Regions from separate parts of the Homo sapiens genome. Here region 1 is linked to region 2. Evidence: chromatin loops called from intact Hi-C (ENCODE). Cell type or tissue: PC-3. All regions are shown on one strand. Each heading gives the region's core, and the rest is flanking DNA. Links, peaks and the distances in the headings are about the cores only.

What was found. A loop is a pair of places that touch in the nucleus more often than their neighbours do. Peaks named below come from ENCODE experiments on the same cell type or tissue, not always from the same donor. Only the 100,000 strongest peaks of a DNase experiment are listed, where the experiment ranks them.
Region 1: a loop joins it to region 2, with 3 times the contacts of the local background. A loop is called at or near these places in 1 of 110 quality-filtered maps.

What each region holds. Positions count from the first base shown.
Region 1 is chr3:143,761,568-143,766,954 of GRCh38, reverse strand. The region is part of intron 4 of SLC9A9 (solute carrier family 9 member A9); the gene reads left to right. Among named protein-coding and RNA genes, the nearest start is that of SLC9A9, 84 kb to the left of the region's middle. In PC-3, for the core only: a CTCF peak has its summit at 3,189 (motif pointing right); no DNase peak of the experiment used is centred there.
Region 2 is chr3:143,329,123-143,334,509 of GRCh38, reverse strand. All of the region lies in intron 14 of SLC9A9 (solute carrier family 9 member A9), which reads left to right. Among named protein-coding and RNA genes, the nearest start is that of SLC9A9-AS1, 10 kb to the left of the region's middle. In PC-3, for the core only: no CTCF peak of the experiment used is centred there; a DNase peak (open chromatin) is centred at 2,979; H3K27ac peaks cover 1,002 bases.

The DNA.
Region 1 (5,387 bases), core at 247-5,246, 430 kb before region 2:
ATTTGCAAAACAATAACTAGTATACTGAAATGATAGAATTATGGGACATGTGGAAAAAGCTTTAGAACTCTTGCAGTCTAAGGCTGGGCATGGTGGCTTATGCTTGTAATCCCAGCACTTTGGGAGGCCAAGGCAGGCAGATTACCTGAGGTCAGGAGTTCTAGACCAGCCTGGCCAACATAGGGAAACCCCGTCTCTACTAAAAATATTTTTTAAAAATTAGCCAGGCAAGGTGGTGGCACCTGTAGTTCCAACTATTCAGAAGGCTGAGGCAGGAGAATCACTTGAACCTGGGAGACAGAGGTTGCAGTGACCCAAGATCAGGCCACTGCTCTCCAGTCTGGGTGACACAGTGAGACTGTGTCTCAAAAACAAAAAAAACTTTTCCAGCCTACCCTCCACCTACAGCTAAGAAAACATACCCAGTTGTAGAAATAGTCACATTTGCAATTCCTTAATGTTTAAAGCAATCACCCCCACTATATTTAAATGTGTGATGACAGCAGATCTTATGTGGTAGCCATCCTCCAACATCAGGACTTTCTTCCTTTCATACATATTAGCTAAGTATGTTTATATTTATTCTGGCCTTGTTGTCTGACTTTACATCCTTTTAAATTTTCTTTCTTCAAATATCAACTTATCCTCAATATGAGGCACTTTCTCACCTTTGTTTTCTCTGACTCCCATCTATCCTATATTCTAAATTGTAGTTTGTCTTTGTCTACAGTTCACTGTTGTCCAACAGAACTTCTATGCTATTCCAGAACTTAGCATGCATCATCTATCAGGTATCTATTGCCTCAATAATGCTTCTTGACATACTGCCACAGAACTCAGTAGCTTAAGACAATAACAGCTCAAGAGTCCGCAGGTCAGGGCTTTAGGCTTTGCTCTGCTGGGTGATTCTTCTTGTATCAGTTGGTCTCATTCATGTGCCTAATATTTGCCTGGTATGACATAAGTGACTGGGCCACATGCCTCTCATCTTCTAGCAGGTTTGCCTGGACAGATGTGTTTTCATGGTTTTGGCTGAGATGTGACAGAAACAGCAAAAATTTACAAGGCTTTTTTAGGCTTCTGCTTAAGCCAAGTCTGCTAACATCCTATTGGACAAAGCAGGCTACATGCCTGAGGCTACAGTCAGAGAGGACACTGCAAAGGTACATGGCAAAAGGATGGAAGGGTGAGGAAGTGGGGCTGTTAATGCAATCATTTCACCATATATCCTGAATAAAAACTTAATTATGAATGAAAGTAATATTGAATTTGACTGTACAGGGCCCAGGTGATTTTGAGGCATAGATTATTTTGGTCACTTATATCAACAATCACGAATTTATATTTGTCACAGAGAGCAGTCTTTAGCACCATCTGACAATTGATGCTTTCTTTTGCAATAAAGAACAACTAGTATATAAATTATGTGTTATTTAATTCAATTTAATAAACATTAATTTACCACATATAGTGAATGAATAAACAGCCTATTGAGCAGCATAAATATAACAAGAGATCCCTACTGCACTCGAAATGGTCCCCATCTTTTCTAGTAGCATATCGACAGTGTGACACTCATACGATCTGAACCCAAGAAGTTAGAAAATAGGAATCTTGGCCAGGTGCAGTGGCTCATGCCTGTAATCCTAGCACTTTGGGAGGCCAAGGCAGGAGAATCCCTTGAGCCCAGGAGTTCAAGACCAGCCTGGGCAACGTAGGGAAACCCTGTCAAGAAAGAGAGAAAGAAAGAGAGAGAGAAAGGGAGGAAGGGTGGGCCTGAGGGAGGGAGGAAAGAAAGAAAGAGAGAAAGAAAGAAAAAGAAAGAAAGAGAGAAAGAAAGAAAAAGAGGGAAAGAAAGAAAGAGAGAAAGAAAAAGAAAGAGAGAAAAAGAGGGAAAGAAAGAAAGAAAAAGAAAGAGAAAGAGAGAAAGAAAGAGAAAGAGAGAAAGAAAGAAAGGAAGGAAGGAAGGAAGGAAGGAAGGAAAGAAAGAGAAACAAAAAGGAAGGAAGGAAGAAAGAAAAATGTTTCCTGGTTTAATTGGTGATGGACTCATACACATGAAACAAAATACCAGACATGGCCAGGCCTGGTGGCTCGCACCTATAATCCCAGCATTTTGGAAGGCCACAGTGGGAGGATCTCTTGAGGCCAGGAGTTAGAAACCAGTCTGGTCTACATAGTGAGACCCGATCTTTACAAAAGATAGATAGATAAATAAATAAATAAATAAAATAGTTGGGTATGGTAGTGCATGATGTAGTCCCAGTTATTTGGAAGGCTGAATAGGAGAATCACTTGAGTTCAAAGCTACAATGAGCCATTATCACACCACTGCACTGTAGCCTGGGCAACAGAGCAAGACCCTGCCTCAAAACCAACAAACAAACCCAGACATAATGAAGAAAAGATACAAAATTCAGGGAAGGAATTCTTAGCCTTTCTAGATCACTGGGGTGGCCACATGAGGTGGTGACTGTGCATCTAATAGTTTTCCAAAAGTTACTCTGAGGGCAGCAGTTGGCACTGCTTGTGGGAATATAAGTTGAATTGCATATATTACATTCCAAGGACGGAAAGAATTAGAAGTGTTCTATCTGGAAAGTGATACGCTATCATTGAAATTTCTCCAGTCTGCTGCACAGAAATAGGGTATGTTCACCCTGAGAAGCAGATGGGTGGGGGCATGACATAGACAGCATGACTTATTATGACTCTTTGACATAACTGAGAGAGCTCACATTGTATGTTATATACCTCAACAACTTTCTCCATCAGACTCTTGATGAGAATTAACAACTAGAAGAAAAATGGCTTTTCCTGAGGTTTTTCCTTTCCCTTTCCTTACCCTGTCAGAGTGGATTTTTTAAAAAAGAAGTGAAATTCTATAATATAAGCTTGGGAAAGAGAAGAAGGAAGAACCCAGTTATCCCTGTAAACAAAATGACATGTGATGGTCTTTCATGGTTTGGAGACCTTAGTAGAGACTGACCTATTAATGGTAACCCAGGAAATATGGATTCTCCTAGTTAAAAAGAAGCAACACACACTTATCATATTAGACTCTCAATAAATGCATGTGTGTAGAAAAAAAATTATTTGTCTTATTTAATGGCCCTATCCCCAACTTTCCAGGACTAAGAGATTTTACAACAGAGTTCTCACCTTAAAGATTCCACTAGATGGAGATCCTGAGCCATATTCCATGGTTTATGACAAAAAGAAATGTGAAAAAAAAAAAAATCAAACATTTTATTTTGCTTTTTGCTTCATTTTTCTAGCTTTTTTTGAAAGACTGCAGAGTAGAATTACTTACTGGTTGGTATATTAAAGAAAATCTGGCATGTACAAACAAGTTCTTCAAAGGTTTTTAGTAACACCTATCACAGGAGGCTGAATTGATACCAGAAACCAGGAGTGTACAAATCCATGATGGTATTTTATTATCAAAGAGAACTGGAAGGGGCTTGTGCTTTTCTTTAAAATCACAGTGACAAAATAACACATCAATTATTTGAACTGATTTGTTTATAATGACATTTACCTTAACTCAGATGATTGGATTCTGTCAACTCAAAATTCCTTTGTTCCTAGTCTAGTAAATAAGATAAAGTCAAGATGAAAAAAGTAGAGGGATGTAAATTTCTAAGGCTGTGAACTAAATGGCTCTTGCTATAATTACTGACAGATATTTGAATGCCATTGTGGGTTGACTCTCATGCATGTCACCTGGGTTCTGAAGGAAGAGGGTCATGAACTCCTTTGGTCATAAGAACATATGCATTTCCAGTGCTGCACACTGGGTAAGAGAGCCACTAGAAGCTGCCACCAAAAGCCTAAGCAGTGGGGCTAGCTGGCTCTTCTACAGACATATAAGGACTCTCCAGGATGTCATGAAGACCTTATGGCCAATAGTTCCATCGCCTCCTCTTTTTCACAAATGGAGTCCAAAGGCCCCACCTGAGTGAATGGCAGAGCCTGGACCAGAAGTTCCCCTCCCAATGCCTGGCATTCCGCTGATTGCTTCCCACTGTTTGTCTGAGTTGATCTGAGTTCTTCCATGAAAAGCTTAACTTCTAAGGTTATGAAACCTGTAAAAGTCAGCCACACAGCCTTCTCAAAGGGGTAGGATGTAAAGGGATTTACATCAGGGAGACCAGCAGAATCAGAGGACAGTGCCACACTGGCCATATATTGTGGGACTCTTGTTCTTCAGGCCTCAGTATATTCGTCTGAAAATTGAGGAGGGTGGAGAAGACAATCTCCTTGTGCTGTGTTCATACACAGGTGTATCAATTGCTCTGGCAAGCTCAGATAAACTTGAGAAAATAATTCTAGGTAGTTTTATTGCCTCTGTCTCCCTCAAAATAACATAGTTCACTTGGGGAAATTGCTTTGGTGATCACCACACTACTAAAACAACCCATTACAAAGATTTATTTGGGAATATAGAAGTTAATCTTCCATCAGGGGCTATTTTAATTATTTGTTAAGGATTCCAGTTGAATTCTATTGTAATGAAATTGGTAGGCCATCAAAATAACCCAAATACCATTCTACAAAGAAAAGATGTATTTAGATATTAGGTATGATGGTGGTGGTTATTATTATTATTATTTTATACTTTAAGTTCTAGGGTACATGTGCACAACGTGCAGGTTTGTTACATATGTATACATGTGCCATGTTGGTGTGCTGCACCCATTAACTCGTCATTTACATTAGGTATATCTCCTAATGCTATCCCTTCCCCCTCCCCCAACCCCACGACAGGCCCCAGTGGGTGATGTTCCCCTTCCTGTGTCCAAGTGTTCTCATTGTTCAATTCCCACCTATGAGTGAGAACATGCGGTGTTTGGTTTTTTGTCCTTGCAATAGTTTGCTGAGAATGATGGTTTCCAGCTTCATTCATGTCCCTACAAAGGACATGAACCCATCCTTCTTTATGGCTGCATAGTATTCCATGGTGTATATATGCCACATTTTCTTAATCCAGTCTATCATTGATGGACATTTGGGTTGGTTCCATGTCTTTGCTATTGTGAATAGTGCTGCAATAAACATACGTGTGCATGTGTCTTTATAGCAGCATGATTTATAATCCTTTGGGTGTATACCCAGCAATGGGATGGCTGGATCAAATGGTATTTCTGGTTCTAGATCATTGAGGAATCGCCACACTGTTTTCCACAATGGTTGAACTAGTTTATAGTCCCACCAACAGTGTAAAAGTGTTCCTATTTCTCCACATCCTCTCTAGCACCTGTTGTTTCCTGACTTTTTAATGATCGCCATTCTAACTGGTATGAGATGGTATCTCATTGTGGTTTTGATTTGCATTTCTCTGATGGCCAGTGATGATGAAGATTTTTTCATGTCTGTTGGCTGCA
Region 2 (5,387 bases), core at 201-5,200:
GTCATGAACCAAAATCCATCAGACTTCAGAGTCCACACTCCTATTCATTATGAGATAGTCCCTCCAGTGCAGTGGGTGACTAAGTCTTAACTCACATCTTCCCTTGTGGTATCTATCACTTTTCAGCATGTCCGCTTCCAACAGCCATCTGCTAATATATGCTCTTTCTTGAAATCTAATGACCAGGATCGTAAAATCAGAGACCTTATCTTTAAAATCCATTTTAATTCCACTGGCCATGACTGAGCACCTATAGGCGGATCCAGACATCTCCTAAGAGACAAGTTCATGGGCTTTATAACAACTCTTTTCAGCTATGTTCATGCCAGTTTTTCCAGACATGTACAGGATCAAAATTGGATTTTGGATTTTCAAATTATTAAAAACAACAAGAATTCCAATTGATTGGCATATACAAATGTTTTACCCAGAGATTTCTTATATCTAGTGCAGTGCTCTTTGTACCAATTGTAGCAGATTATTTTTTCAAATACAAAATTAATAAAAGCAAAACTATTCTAATCAAAGTTGGGATGGAAATTGTAGAGCTGAGTGCAACTTCACCTTCACTTCCCCATGACATCCACTTGAAGTTTCCCTCATCCACTAAGAAATCCTGGGGCTCCACAAAAAACAACTGGAAAGACAAGGTTCTAGGGTCTCCTTCCAATGATAAGTAAAAAAGAAGCAGCTAACATAATGCATAAGATTTTGCCAAAAGAGTAAACCATAATAAATACAGTAAATAAAGCATCTCTTACTTTGTTTCATTTCTAGGAATTAATACAATCTGGTAGTTGAAAGCACTGGATTCAAAATTAGGAATTCTTCACTTTGTGCATTCTGTTCTTGGCATTCTTTGTTGCTAGGCAAGCCATGTGGCTCACCTGGTTGCAGTAGCATGCCCCTCCTAAAGCCAAACCTTCGTGGTCTATCCCCCAGGTCAGGAAGCAGCCTGCTGGCTTATAAATGAGACCCACATTGTTGAATTAAATGCATAGCACGGGTGCTGGCTATGAGAGCTGCCTTGGTTGTATAGAGAGACTCTAGAAGAGAAGTTTCAGACAAAGTAAGAACCTAGTGTTTACTGTGAATACTATTGCTAGTACTAGTTTTCTGCTTACTAGTTCTGAAACAATCCAAATAATTAGGCAGCCATGGAGCATTATTTGCTTGCTAAATAACAATTAGGGAAAGAAATCCAATTTGTATGGATGTTTTTAAAAGGATATTTAAAGTGAGCCAACATGTCTCTGATTTGGGTGGGGGGTGGGAGGTGGTGGTTCTTGGTACTGTTTGTTCACAGAAATCACAAGCGTGAAAGCACACATAGGCAGGACAATTGTGCAATGTGCATACAGTGAGGATTTGAGCCAATCAGAACATGAAAGGCACAGTTCCTGATGGGTAAGGATGACCTTGTTTTGAACCAGAGAGAAACATTCACATTCTCATCAGTTTTCCCCTTAAAAAACTACAGTAGATGTATTGGCAGTTGTAGTTGGCATCAATTACCTTATGACATTAAGCAAGTTACTTAAAGTCTCTGACACTTTGTTACCTTATCTGTAAATTGGGGATTAAAAATACATATGCAGATGATTGATATGGTGGATTAAATATCTATAGATAAGTCAGCAGCGATATAGATGACAATCAAGAAAGCAGCCATTATGAGTAGTACTATATGAGTAAAGGCCCAATGGAAGCAAATCATTTCCCATCTTCCCAAAGTCATCCACTCGCCTCTCCAAGTATACATTAAAAGAGATAAAACCTCTTCTGTCTAATAAATAAATGTTTCCATGATCAGATTTACAGACAAGTGGATCTCAACCCTTGGGCACAAATGAACCACTTGGCTTTTGTTTTGTTTTAAATTCTGGATTAATTCATCAAGGGTGGAACCTAGGTATTGACATTTGTAACAAGCATCTCAAATGTATTAGTGGGCCATCAGGTTGAGAACCAATGACTTGAACTATTAAACAGTTTCCTATTGGTTTTCCTGATTCAAGATTCTCCCCACTCTAATTCATTCTCCAGTGCACCGGTTCAAATGGTCTTCCCAATAATCAAATCAGTATAGAGAATGACAGCACACACTTGTCATTTCCCTATTTAAAAATCTTTGCTTCCTTTGCCTGTAACCAAGATGGTGAATATACTTCTTCTTTGTACCAGTTCCAGTAAGTTGGTTGAGGTTTTTTAGAACCCTACATAGAGAAAGATTCCAAGGGTTGGCCTGGGCTCAGCAGGAAAGAATACCATTCATGCCATTTTAGGGATATCTGCCATGAGGATAGACAGAAGGGAGCTCTGGAATTTTCCATTCCCAACGTTCAGAATAATGCCAAACTCTAACATGACATGAAAGATCCTGCATAAGTTATTTCTCTAGTTGCATTTCCTCCCTATGAGCCAAAAGCTATATCCACAATCTATTTCTTATTTTCTTATTTTTCCTCCCAAGCATGAAACCTTAACTCCATGACTTTGCTCATGCTGTTCTCATTGTCTGGAATGACCTTGTCCTTCTTTCCTCTCAATAATTTCCTAATCCTACTTCAACATTCATGTTGAATGTCACATTTTCTGTGAGGATTCCTGACTGCCCCAAATATAATTTCTCTCTCTCCACCTCTAAGCTGCAGAGCATTTTTTTCCTATAACTGATTTTGTCACACCATATGGTAATTTACTCTATGTTTACGTGCTCAACTCCCCTAATATACAATGCACATCATTGATGCTCAGTAAATGTTGGTTAAATGAATGAATGAATAAATGAATGGACTCCTTGGTGGCAGATACTATCGCTTACTCATCTTTGTTTCCCAGTGCCCGGCAAGTAACCAACGCATAGTAGGAGTTCAGGAGGAGCCTACTGAATAACTGAATAGTGTCTACAGGCACTGCTGCCACCCATATGGCACAGTAATCTGGGCTCATTCTGAGTCACAAATCACAATCTGCCAGAAAACTTCCATCTGGAGAGACCGCTCCCCACAGCAGCTTTTCCTTTCAGTCTTTAGGCCTGTTTTGTTCCCTATTCAACAGGAAATAATTGAATGCTAGCACTGACTCAAAAATAACTCGGGAAGCTATAAAAATTGTAAAAGGTCTATTAGTAATATTACACAGGATACTTTAAGGCAGCCCTGCAGAGTAGCATGCATCTAGCTCCCAGAGTTTCTTTATGCATTAATATTGCACATGTTCTCCTTACCCATGTGGGCAAGGCAGCCCACCAGCCCCTCATAACCCTCTCATGTGTACTTCAGCCTTATTGACTGCTCTGTGTGGCAAAACTGATCAGCTGCTATATGTGGAGTAAATGAAAAATGCTCAGGGAATGCTCAGGATTGTCTCTAATCAGTTAATGTTATACAGAAGAAATAGTTCATCCATCCTCTCTTACCCCATCCCACTTGAATAAAAAATGCTGTACTCTATTAACTAAAGGTAAGATTCTGCCCACAAAGACTTTCTTTATATGCATGATAATGCTGAGATTCACAAAGAGTTAAGATTTCTCGATTCCTTGTGATTTACTCATTTAAATCAGCGTCACTACAGAGCAGAAACTATTTTGGCTCTATGCATAAATGGAATATCTAATATAGAATTACATTATAATGAAATATGCATTAATGCAAGCCTCATAAAGTGCTTTTCATGTTCTGCGGGCATCCAAAAGTTTAAAATTCATATAATCTTAGTTGCTTCTCAAATGATAATATATCAGGTTAATATGCTTAATTAAAAGTCACATTTGAAACATTCAAAGGGATAGTTAATTCACCATTGACATTTGTTATAACACAGTTAAGCATTGTGGAAACAAGACAATGGGATATGTCACTTCTGTTAGGAACAGAAGGAGGACATTTTATGATTTTCAGGAAACAGTATGTGTTTGACACCCAGGAAAATTCAGCCAACCATGCCCTAAAATATTTGCCATTAATAATAAATTTTTGGTTAAAGAGACACTCTCAAAATAACATCCAAACCACTTAGCTGTCTACATTTAAATGAAGATTAATGAGAAACACATTTCAAAGCACCATTTATTCCACAATTCAGATCGGATTACTTAACTGCTGGGAACATTTCCTTAGAAAGGGACCATGACTGTCCCTTTCAGATTCTGAGCTAGCTGTCCCCAGTGTTGAATGTGAGATTTGATGCTGGGCAAGTCCACTGTCTACCTCTTGGCGCTGAATTTAAAATAAAACTGCTAAGCTCATTCCATTCAGAAATGCCTTGGCTTCCAATATATAAAGATTTACCCTTCTACTCTCCTGCCCTAAAGTCCATGTTTGCTTTAAAATGATCTCCTCTTCACTGCTCCTGCCGATTGCTCTGGCCGGCAGTGATCGGGTCACACAGCTTTCCTCACCTCACCATCTGTCTCCTCCACCAGGAGTCTAAGCCAGGCATGGGGGAGGTCACAGCCAGGCCAAATTCCACTTTCCATGAATAGCGCCGCCAGCATTTTCTTTTTTTTCCAGTAGTTTGAAGATTCTCAGGATTTCCTCCTAATTACCCTCCCTCCTGTATCATGGAGAAAAAAATACAAGTCAGCAGCAAGGCGCAGTGCCAGAACCTGTAGGGAGGAAAGGTGCGGAACAAAAGCTGGGAGGAAAGTGAGCGCTGACGGCTGGGCAGGAGCGGGGCTGCTGTGCACCGGGGCACGAGGCTCACGTGGCCTGGGGGCTTGGGCTCCCAGGTCCTGCAGCTGGGATGCCCAAGCCTCGGAAGAGGAGAGGAACAGCAGCCTCCAAAAGGAGGAACTGCTGAGCAGCTAGGGAGATGAATGGAACAGAAGTGAAGCTCCCTCTGCCAGAGAGGCGAGCACTTCTCCATCAGCCCCAGAGACGATGGGCGGACTGCAGCTGCCCATGAGGAGCAGCACGCGCAGGAGGCCAAGGTGGCCTGCACACCTGCCATATGGGAGGATGGCAGAGTCGGGCAGCCCAGCTTCACCAATGTTATTTGCACCCCCTCCCCAAGAACTCAATGGGAAATCAAAATTGTTTTGCTAACCAATGATTTCAAATTTCATGTCAATAGGGATCTGATGCTGCCAATGCAAAGGAGAATTACCTGTACGGGTTCTACAACTTTATTTTTTCATTTTGGCCATGTTGTTCTACTAAGTACTCTGGTCAGCCCCTGGTCTCAGACTCTTATCTGTTTTCTTTACTCACCCATCAACTAACTCCCCTACCGCCACCTCCACCCCAAACACATACACACCTTCACCTTCAACGGACAAAAAACATTGCTAGAGCTGTAAGGTTGCCCTTAATGGGAAACATCCTTTATGCAATATACAGGATTTATTGTGAGCATTATGGAGCAATGTGTTGTTTGGGTTA